2 separate regions of the Homo sapiens genome follow, and region 1 is linked to region 2. A link is an interaction called in ENCODE POLR2A ChIA-PET data of the cell type or tissue named here. Cell type or tissue: PC-9. All regions are shown on one strand. Each heading gives the region's core, and the rest is flanking DNA. Links, peaks and the distances in the headings are about the cores only.

Region 1 (5,381 bases), core at 71-5,070, 1.4 Mb before region 2:
AAAGGAATTGGTGTATCTCCATACCACCGAATACACTAAACATAAAACTATTGATACATGTTAAAACATAGATGGATCTCAAAAATGATTACATGGAGTGAAAGAAGCCGACTGGAAAAGGAGCATACTGTGTGATTCTATTTACATAAAATTCTAGGAAATGCAAATTAATGTAGAGTGACAGAAAGTAGACCAGTGGTGCTTGGGGATAGGCAATGGAAGAGCAAAGACAGGGAGGGATGAAAGGAGGTGGTGGCCAAGGGGCACCAGGAAACTTTTGTCGGTATTATCTTTATTTCAGTGATGGTTTCATGGGTATATTACATATGTTATAACTGATCAAATCGTATACTTTAAATATAGGCAGTTTATTGCGTATCCGTTATACCTCAATAAGCCTATTTGAGAAAATAAAACTAGATAGTACAATCCCATATCATTTGATCAGAAAGTCCGAGTGCGGTGGCTCACGCCTGTAATCCCAGCACTTTGGGAAGCTGAGGCGGGTGGATCACTTGAGGTCAGGAGTTTGAGACCAGCCTGGCCAACATGGAGAAAGCCAGTCTCTACCAAAACTACAAAAAAAAAAAAAAAAAAAAAAAAAAAAATTAGCCAGGCAAGGTGACCAGCACCCATAATCCCAGCTACTCGGGAGGCTGAGGCAGAATCGCTTGAACCCAGAAGGCAGAGGCTGCAGTGAGCCGAGATCGCACCACTGCACTCCAGCCTGGTTGACAGAGCAAGACTCTCTCTCAAAAAATAAGAGAATAAAGAAATATATTATGTATAACATGCATATGGACTGTCACCCCTTTGACATTATAGGATCTCTTCTCTTCCCTTAGGCTATTTTAAATACTGTACCTGACACGTGGCATCTGACATATGCGCCAAGGGAGGGCTTCATTGCAGTCCACATGTTAAATGGTAATAAGGCTTAGTTTCTTGTTTTTAGACTTAAAAGAAGAAACATAAAAAGAAGTTTTCATACTTCCTGCTCACTCTCATGAATCGTGTGAACCCATCTAGAGATATGAACATCCACCTTTGGAGACAACTGCAAAAATGATAGAAAGAGTGGGAACTGTCTTGTTTCCTCTTTGTCCCCAGTGTCTGCACAAGGGTAGGACACAATAGGCATTTGCTAAATGTTGATTGAATGAAGCAGAGCTAACAAAGCTATTTTGTCGGTCGGGCGTCGTGACAGCACTTTGGGAGACGGAGGTGGATGGATCAACTAAGGTCAAGAGTTTGAGACCAGCCTGACCAACATGGTAAAACCCAGTCTCCACTAAAAATACAAAATTAGCTGGGCATGGTGGCAGGGGCCTGTAATCCCAGCTACTCGGGAGGCTGAGGCAGGAGAATTGCTTAAATCCGGGAGGCGGAGGTTGCACTGAGCCAAGATTGTGCCATTGCACTCCAGCACTCCAGCCTGGGCAACAAGAGTGAAACTCTGTCAAAAAAAAAAAAAAAAAAAAAAAAAGCTATTTTGTCCCATTGATCTCAGGACTAATTTGACTTTCTAGAGTACCAGCATTAGTTCTGGGAATAACACATTAAAAAAAAAAAAAGTAGTGGATAAGGAAAGAGCAAAAAATTGTAAAGAAGTAAAATTCAAAAGAAAGAATGAAAGAACCTAGAGAAAAATCTAGGGATGGGGTAGAGTTCAGGGTGTTAGAGTTGAATTCCAGTGTTAGGAGATGAAAGGCCGAACCCCATTCTTGAAAATCAAGTCCAAGTGTTCCTGCTCCCCATTAGAAAGAAACAGAAGCCACGACCTGGATTTATTCTGATGTAAGAACGCTTTTCTTGGCCGGGCATGGTGGCTCATGCCTGAAATCCCAGCACTTTGGGAGGCCAAGGTGGGTGGATCACTTGAGGTCAGGGGTTCGAGACCAGCCTGGCCAACATGGTGAAACCCTGTCTCTAATAAAAATACAAAAAAATTAGCCTGGTGTGGTGGCATATGCCTGTAATCCCAGCTACTTGGGAGGCTGAGGCAGCCTTGAACCCAGGACGTGGAGGTTGCAGTGAGCCAAGACCTCACCATAGTACTCCAGCCTGGGCGACAAGAACCAAATCCTGTCAAAAAAAAAAAAAAAAAAGAACATTTTTCTCAATTCTCTGTCTGGTCTACACTTCAACATTTAAAAAATAATAGATTTCTCTGAAATGTGTCTTGGGGTGCAGAGGGGAAGTAGGAGGGATGATAGAAGTGATGGTCTAGACTTCCCAAAATCTTTTCCGCTGTATTAAGCTATTAAGATTTTCTGCCGGGCGCGGTGCCTCACACCTGTAATTCCAGCACTTTGGGAGGCCGAGGCGGGCGGATCACGAGGTCAAGAGATCGAGACCATCCTGGCTATCACAGTGAAACCCCGTCTCTACTAAAAATGCAAAAAAAATTAGCCGGGCGCGGTGGCGGGCGCCTGTAGTCCCAGCAACTCAGGAGGCTGAGGCAGGAGAATGGCGTGAACCCTGGAGGTGGAGCTTGCAGTGAGCCGAGATCGCGCCACTGCACTCCAGCCTGGGCGACAGAGCGAGACTTCGTCTCAAAAACAAAAGATTTTCTAAATGGGCAAGCATTGAAAGTATTTTTCTCCAGTGTTTAAAATACACATACTGATGAACTTCTCCATGTTCATATGCACACTTGATAAACAAAGTTATCTTTAGTATTATCAAAAGTAAAATGTCTCCCAAGACATGTCATATTTATTGGCCCTAATATAGTTTCGTTTTTTATCATACACTATGTATGTGACCACTGTTCACTTAAATGTCATCTATTTTCAATATCATTCTGATCTATGGCTCAAATCATGTTTTGAATACTTAAATTCTGTTTGGTACAGAATCAATATTTTCTCGTGTTGTAACATTGTTTATTACACATACCACAACATGCTTTAATCAAAAGGGCTGCTAAACTTTGCTCAACCGTGGTTGCACCCGATGACTCATAAGCTTTTTCTTTTTTTCTCTTCTCAATTCAATTCAACAACATCTGGTAGCTTATATAAGGAGAGAGGATGTTCTTTACAATCGGTGATTTTTCTGGACATGTTTCTACAATGGGCAGCCTTCCATTTTTTCCCCTGAGTTATTACTGTCTTCATGTAGTCTAACATTGGCATATTAATTTTTTTCCTAGAGACAAACATGTGCAGGAATTTGGTCTAATATAGCACCATAAACTTTTACAATGATTAGTTCCTAAGTCTCTTCTATTAATTTGTTTTGAGTTTGTCCAACCTTGAAAAAAGAAAACTAAAAATAAATGTGAACAAATAAGAAACAAGATATCAATCTTAAGCACTTCACATGCAGGCTGTTCTTTCTTTTTGGGGGTTTTATATTATAAAATCTTTGCAGTCTTTGATAACCACTGAAAAGAAGATAAGGAGCAGAGATTGCAAAACGTATCTCTAGATACACTATTTTTTTCTACCCAGATGTTTTTCACATCCTTTCTGACTCACAGTCCTTCAGACAGAGATAAACTATGCATAATATTCACACTACTAAAGATTCTTGAAACATGTCCCTGCATTTTCTTGATGTTCTTACTTTAGTTTAGTCTTTTATTCATCTTTAAAATGGAAGTGGGGAAAAATAAACCTGTTGTCTGCAAAGGTATTATACACACTTAGAGCCCTTTAAAATTTTTCTACCGTTGCTTCTCCAGACAGAGAAGGAAAAATGTTCATGAGAACACATGGACACAGGGAGGGGAACATCACACACCAGGGCCTGTCGCCGGTTGGGGGCAAGGGGAGGGAGAGCATTAGGACAAATACCAAATACATGTGGGGCTTGAAACCTAGAAGATGGGTTGATAGGTGCAGCAAACCACCATAGCACACATATACCTACGTAACAAACCTGTATGTTCTGCACATGTATTCCAGAATTAAAAGTAAATTAAAAAAAAAAAAAAAAAGAAGAATGTTCATTGGAGCCAGTTATTCTTCAGGTATTTGCATTCCTATTTTGCTGGGAAAAAAAATACCCCAAGAGTTAAAAGAAATACACTGCAATCAAACTGGCTGACAACAAGATAATAATTGGCTCCAAATACTTAAAAGCATCAAAATGGAATTTTAGAAAAAAGATGTTGACATCTCATATAGGAAGATTATCAATTGATAATAATTAATAATGATTCTAAATAAGGTGTTCAACAAAAGCTATTTATACTTATTTTTCCATGAAACTATTTTAGCTTTCTAATAAATGGAAGGGGTTCACTTGAATATTTGATAGTTTGGAGGGTTTTAATAAGTGTAATATTTCTACTTCCTCTTTCAACCTTCATTCCAGAATATTTCATTAAATACTAAATCCTGTCATTAAGCCCAAGAAAAACAATTTGGTTTAAAACAATGTCTTTTGAAGAGAAATCATATACACTTAAAATGTTTCCAGCAAAATTCTTTGAGGTCTTGGCATAGTTTCAAAAGCTGCTAACGTTTCAAAGGGTCACCATTATCTTTCCTCTCCCATTTTTACCCTTTCCTAAGACCTTAAACACACTCATTCTTCTCTAGTTAACACAGTACTGTCTCAGTATAAGAAATCACTATTTCCTCACACATCTATGTTCATAGCAGCACTATTCACAATAGCCAAGAAGCGGGTGCAATCCAGTTGTCCATCCATAGATGATTGGATAAGCAAAATGTGATATATACATACAGTGGAGTATTATTCAGCCTCAAACAGGAAGGAAATCCTCTCACATAGTACAACATGGATGAACCTTGAGGACATTATGCTAAGTGAAATAAGCCAGTCACACAAAGACAAATACTATATGATTCCACTCTTATGAGTAGTAGGTAAACTCATAGAAACCAGAAAACAGAATGGCAGTTGCCAGGGGCTGGTTGGAGGGGAGGAGGAAATGAGTTGTTAAATGGGTATAGAGCAAGCTTGTCCAACCTGTGGCCTTATGAGCCACATGCAGTCCAACACAAATTTGCAAACCTTCTTAAAACATTATGAGATTTTTGGTATGTAATTTTTTTTTTTTAGCTCATCAGCTATAGTTTGTGTTAGTGTATTTTATGTGTGGCCCAAGATAATTTTTCTTCTTCCAATGTAGCCCAGGGAAGCCCAAAGATTGGATACCCGTGGTAGGGAGTTTCAGTTTTGCAAGATGAAAAAGTTCTAGAGATCTGTTGCACTCAGTGTGAAATACTTAACACCACTGAATGGTACACTTAAAGATGGTTAAGATGATACACTTTGTGTTCTGTGTTTTTAACCACAATTGTAAGTATATAAATATATAAGAAATTACTATTTGCTCAGAGAGGATTTTCATTCCCAAAGTGTATTTGACTTAAACATTTCCCATTGTGGTGAGAAAGGAA
Region 2 (5,381 bases), core at 311-5,310:
AGCCAGGGATTCAAAAAGGAGGAATGCAAAAGATTTGATGCCCTTTATGACCTAGTCTTGGAAGTCACACAACATCACTTCCACCACATGGGTCAGCTTTGACTCAGTGCGAGAGGAGGCTATACAAGAAAGTGAGGGGTGAGGGTAAAATGAAAGTGTATGCCATGAGGTAAAGAATACTGGGCGCCATCTTGGAGACTAGCTATTATAAAAATAAGGAAAATAAACAGGGTGAATCCAGTCATAATAACTTAATTGTACATTTAAAAATAACTAAAAGAGTATAACTGGATTGTTGGTAACACAAAGGATAAATGCTCGAGGGGATAGTATCCTCTTTTCCATGACGTGATTATTACACATTGCATTCCTGTACCAAAATATCTCCTGTACTCCATAAATACATATATGCCTACTATGTACCCAAAAAATTAAAAGTTAAAATAAAAAATAAGGGGAATACAATTAGAAGGGAAACAGGACTTTTCCTTTACATAATAATGGATGGAGGATATCTTAAGTCTGATATATTGGGGTTGTTCAGAAAAGTTGGGAGCTACTACACAAAAGGTCTGAGGAACCTAGGACCTAGGTCTGGATAGAAAAGAAAGGTTGCCAAGAGTGGTAGCTCATGCCTGGAATCTCAGCACTTCGGGAGGCTGAGGTGGAAGGACTGCTTGAGGCTGAGAGTTCAAGACCAGCCTGGGCAATATAGTAAGACTTTGTCTCTACAAAAAAAAATTTTTTAATTAGGCCGGGTGCAGTGGCTCACATCTGTGATCCCAGCACTTTGGGAGGCCGAGGCTGAGGTCAAGAGATCGAGCCATCCTGGCCAACATGGCAAAACTCCATCTCTACTAAAAATACAAAAATTAGCTGAGCATGGTGGCATGTGCCTGTAGTACCAGCTACTCAGGAGGCTGAGGCAGGAAAATCGCTTGAACCCAGGAGGTGGAGGTTGCAGTGAGCTGAGACCACGCCATTGCACTCCAGCCTGGTGACAGATCAAGACTCCATCTCTAACAAACAAACAAACAAACAAATTTAAAATTAGCTGAGCATGGTGGTTTACGTCTGTAGTCTCAGCTACTCAGGAGGCTGAGGTGGGAGGATTGCGTGAGCCTGGGAGGCAGAGGTTGCAGTGAGCTAATGTCACACCACTGGACTCCAGCCTGGGTGATAGATTGAGACCCTGTCTCAAAACAAATGAAAAGAAAACAAAGGGCGATGGCCCCCAATAGAGGCTAGTTCCTTGGGATATATTTTGGGAAAGTGGAGGGTGGGAGAGAAAAAGCTGAAGGGAAGGCAAGGTAGGATTTGGACCAGGCTCTTTTTTTTTTTTTTTTTTTTTGAGACAGAGTCTCACTCTGTCACTCAGGTTGGAGCACAGTGGTGTGATCTCAGCTCACTGCAACCTCTGCCTCCTGGGTTCAAGAAATTCTCCTGCTTCAGCCTTCTGAGTAGCTGGGACTACAGGTGCGTGCCACCACACCTGGCTATTTTTTTTTTTTTTTTTTTTTTTTTTAGTAGAGACAGGGTTTCACTGTGTTTGCCAGGATGGTCTCGAACTCCTGACCTCATGATCTGCTTGCCTCCGTCTCCCAAAATGCTGGGATTACAGGTGTGAGGCACCGCGCCCAGCCAATGGACCAGCCTCTTCTTCAAAGCTTAGATCCCAATGGGATGCTTCAAATTTCCGAGATAGTCTTCCTTTATGTCTCCAAATTCATTTCGCCAAAATAGAAGGAGATTCAGGGGCCCTTCAGTACTATTCAGATTCTACAGAATAGTAAAATATGAACTAGTAAAACTTGTGAATACATCTTCATGGATGTGGCACAGAATGAAGAACAACAACTGAACTGGCACAACAAGGCTGTTCCTTACACCAGGTTGCATTTTTACCTAGCTAGGCCCTATAGAAACAAGAATCCTATGAACAACATCAGAGCTACTGTTGCATAAAGATAGGAAGGGAAGAACTAACTACTACTGACTGCTTAATATGCGCTAGGTGCTGGGCTAGGTGGTTTCTACAGACTGATCATTTAATACAATTCTCCATTCTCCACATTTCTTCTCTTCTCCCTTTCCTTTCCTTTCCTTTTTCCTTTCCTTTTTCCTTTCCCCTTTCCTTTCCCCTTTCCTTTCCCCTTTCCTTTCCCTTCCTCTCCCGAGACAGGTCTCTCTCTGCCACTCAGGCTGGAATGCAGTGGTGAACAACTATCAAAACCTGCCACCTTTAACTACTCTGACCAGTTTCCACTATTTCAAAATGTGCGGCCTGAGCAACACGGCGAGGCCCCATCTCTACAAAAAAAATTTTAAAAATTAGCCAGGAATGCCGGGCGTGGTGGCTCACGCCTGTAATCCCAGCACTTTGAGAGGCCAAGGCGGGTGAAAAATGAGGTCAGGAGATTGAGACCATCCTGGCTAACACAGTGAAACCCCGTCTCTACTAAAAATACAAAAAAATAGCCAGGGGTGGTGGCGGGTGCCTGTAGTCCCAGCTACTCGGGAGGCTGAGGCTGGAGAATGGCATGATCCCCAGAGGTGGAGCTTGCAGCGAGCCAAGATCACGCCACTGCACTGCAGCCTGGGCGACAAAGTGAGACTCTGTCTCAAAAAAAAAAAAAAAAAAAAATTAGCCAGGTGTGGTGGCCATGCCTGCAGCCCTAGCTACTTAGGAAGCTGAGGCAGGAGGATCACCTGAGCCCCGAGGTCAAGGCTGCAGTGAGCTAGGATTGCACCAGTGCATTCCAGCCTGGGTGACACAGTGAGACCCTGTCTCAAAAAAGAAAGAAAAAAGTGCCCAGAAATGATTGTAACTTATAGATCATACCTTTTAAAGGAGTTTCTTCCACTTCCTTGTATTTTCCCCATTCCCAGCAGACAGGAACGTTGTTTGTGGTGTTGAATCAGCTTTGATAATGTAGATAAGAAACATAATTTATGGCATGGAAAAACCCAAGTCTGCAGATGACCACATGAAGTGGCCTACTTAAAAGTTCTCACATGAACTTTTAAGTGAGAGAGACATAAATTAAGGTATTTTATTTAAGCCACTCTTCTTTGATCTTACAGAAGCTAGACTAGTACTCTAATAAATGAACTTGTCAAAGATCACGCAGTAACAAGGAGCAGTCCTGACATATCCTTGCTTTCCAAGTTCTACTCTATCACCTCCCACCATACACCTTGACAAGGAGATGTACTTGCCAAAAAAAAAAAAAAAGAGAGAGTTATTTTGGCTCCCAATATTCTTATATATTCAGTTTAATAAATATCTGAAAATGAGAGTTCATTCTGTCAATTTTGTATCCTATAGAGTGGAGAACCAAAACTATGTTTCTTCCAATGTTTTAATACAATAAATCCCCATTATGCTAAATATTAAACTTTTTAGATTTGAGTTCTGCTTATGCACTGTTTTGAGGTTCTGACTCATATTTTTTCTTTCTCTCAATCTCTCTCTCTCTCTCTCTGTCTCTCTCTCTCTCCCTCTCTCTCTTTTTGAAACAGGGTCTCACTCTGTTGCTTAGGCTGGGGTGCAGTGGCACAATCATGGCTCACTGCAGCCTCAACCTCGTGGGTTCTCAAGTGACTCTCCCAGCTCAGCCTCCTGAGTAGCTGAGACTATAGGTGCACACCACCATACCCAGCTAATTTTGAAATTTTTTGTTGAGATGAGGTCTCACTATGTTGCCTAGGCTGGTCTTGAGCTCCTGGGCTCATGTGATTCTCCTGCCTCGGCTTTCCAAAGCGGGGAGATTACAGTCATGAGCCACCGTGCTCAGCCATGATTCATTTTCTGTGCCACACAATCTATCTGTGGGATATAAAATTTATTGGTTGTTTTCAAATGCAGTGTTCTCTGAGTATATTTTTCTTGTAACCTTATACATGTGATTACCATCATGCCATCTTTATATAACTCTTCCTATTCATACTAAAACCAGAAACATACACAGCTGATAAGGCTGGGTGCGGTGGCTCACGCCCGTAAGCCCAGCACTTTGGGAGGCCGAGGCAGGTGGATCATGAGGTCAGGAGTTCGAGACCAGCCTGGCCAACATAGTGAAACCCTGTCCCTACTAAAAATAAAAAAAATTAGCTGGGCATGGTGGCAGGCGCCTGTAATCCCAGCTACTCGGGAGGCTGAGGCAGGAGAATGGCTTGAACCCGGGAGGCGGAGGTTGCAGTGAACCGAGATTGCACCATTGCACTCCAGCCTGGGCGACAGAGCAAGACTCTGTCTCAAAAACAAACAAACAAACGAACAGAAACAAACAAACAAACAAAAAACACATACAGCTGATATTCAGCTAACAGCTACTGGTATAGTCATACAGATTGGAAATAAAATATTGAAATACTTCCATATTCGTTGGTGAACAGCCAACATCCTATGGCTTCCAAGGTCCCCAGATGTCCTTGTGCCTGTATGGTCCCTCTCTTAGATCTCTGAATCTACACAGCACTCAGAAACCAGCAAGGAGCCTCCAGCTCCATGACCTGAATTCTTTCTGATATTAATAAATATTAAAAATATTTAATATCATTTCTGGGAGCATATCTAGCCTGTGGCTTGCAAAGTAACTTTATGAGAATTTCTATAGCTAATCATTTCAATAATGCCTTTGAAAAAGCTATCAGTAAAAGATGCTATCCTTCTGATAGCTTTATGTCTTTTCAAAACCTTTATGTATAGCTTCATGACTTAAGGTAAACATTTGTAGTAGTTTTTTTTTTTTTTTTTTTTTTTTTTTTTGCGACAGAGTCTCACTGTGCTTCCCAGGCTGGAATGCAGTGGCATGATCTTGGCTCACTGCAACTTCTGCCTTCCAGGCTCAAGCGATTCTGGTGCCTCAGACTCCCAAGTAGCCAGAACTACAGGCGTGCACCAACACGCCCAGCTAATTTTTGTGTTTTTAGTAGAGATGGGGTTTCACCATGCTGGCCAGGCTGGTCTCGAACTCCTGATCTCAGGTGATCTGCCTGCCTTGGCCTCCCAAAGTGCTGGGATTACAGCTGTGAGCCACCGCGCCTGGCCCATTTGTAATATTCTTCCAAGGACTTTCCACTGAATCTCCACTAACCTCAGTACACACACACAATTATTAAGCAAACATAGTTATTTCCCTGCACTATGAGAAAATAGATTAAACATAAATCAAACCTACTTACTATAGTTTAACCATTTTTTTCCAAATAATTCTGTGTTCCCAGAATGAAAAGTGCCCTGTTTGTTTACATTGTGAAATCATCATCTCTTTAGCCAAGGTTCACACTTCATATAAGCCACACTTGTGCTGGTAATTATGGAGCAAAGCCCTATTTAAGCAAACAAAAATGTTTCTCTTTTCTGCTTTCTATTTTAA

What was found. Peaks named below come from ENCODE experiments on the same cell type or tissue, not always from the same donor. Only the 100,000 strongest peaks of a DNase experiment are listed, where the experiment ranks them.
Region 1: POLR2A ChIA-PET joins it to region 2 with 5 read pairs; 2 of 35 experiments call an interaction of 5 or more read pairs at or near these places.

What each region holds. Positions count from the first base shown.
Region 1 is chr10:24,823,813-24,829,193 of GRCh38, reverse strand. No RefSeq gene overlaps it. Among named protein-coding and RNA genes, the nearest start is that of ARHGAP21, 100 kb to the right of the region's middle. In PC-9, for the core only: no CTCF peak of the experiment used is centred there; DNase peaks (open chromatin) are centred at 2,973 and 4,843.
Region 2 is chr10:23,419,711-23,425,091 of GRCh38, reverse strand. No RefSeq gene overlaps it. Among named protein-coding and RNA genes, the nearest start is that of OTUD1, 17 kb to the left of the region's middle. In PC-9, for the core only: no CTCF peak of the experiment used is centred there; a DNase peak (open chromatin) is centred at 2,851; H3K27ac peaks cover 3,190 bases.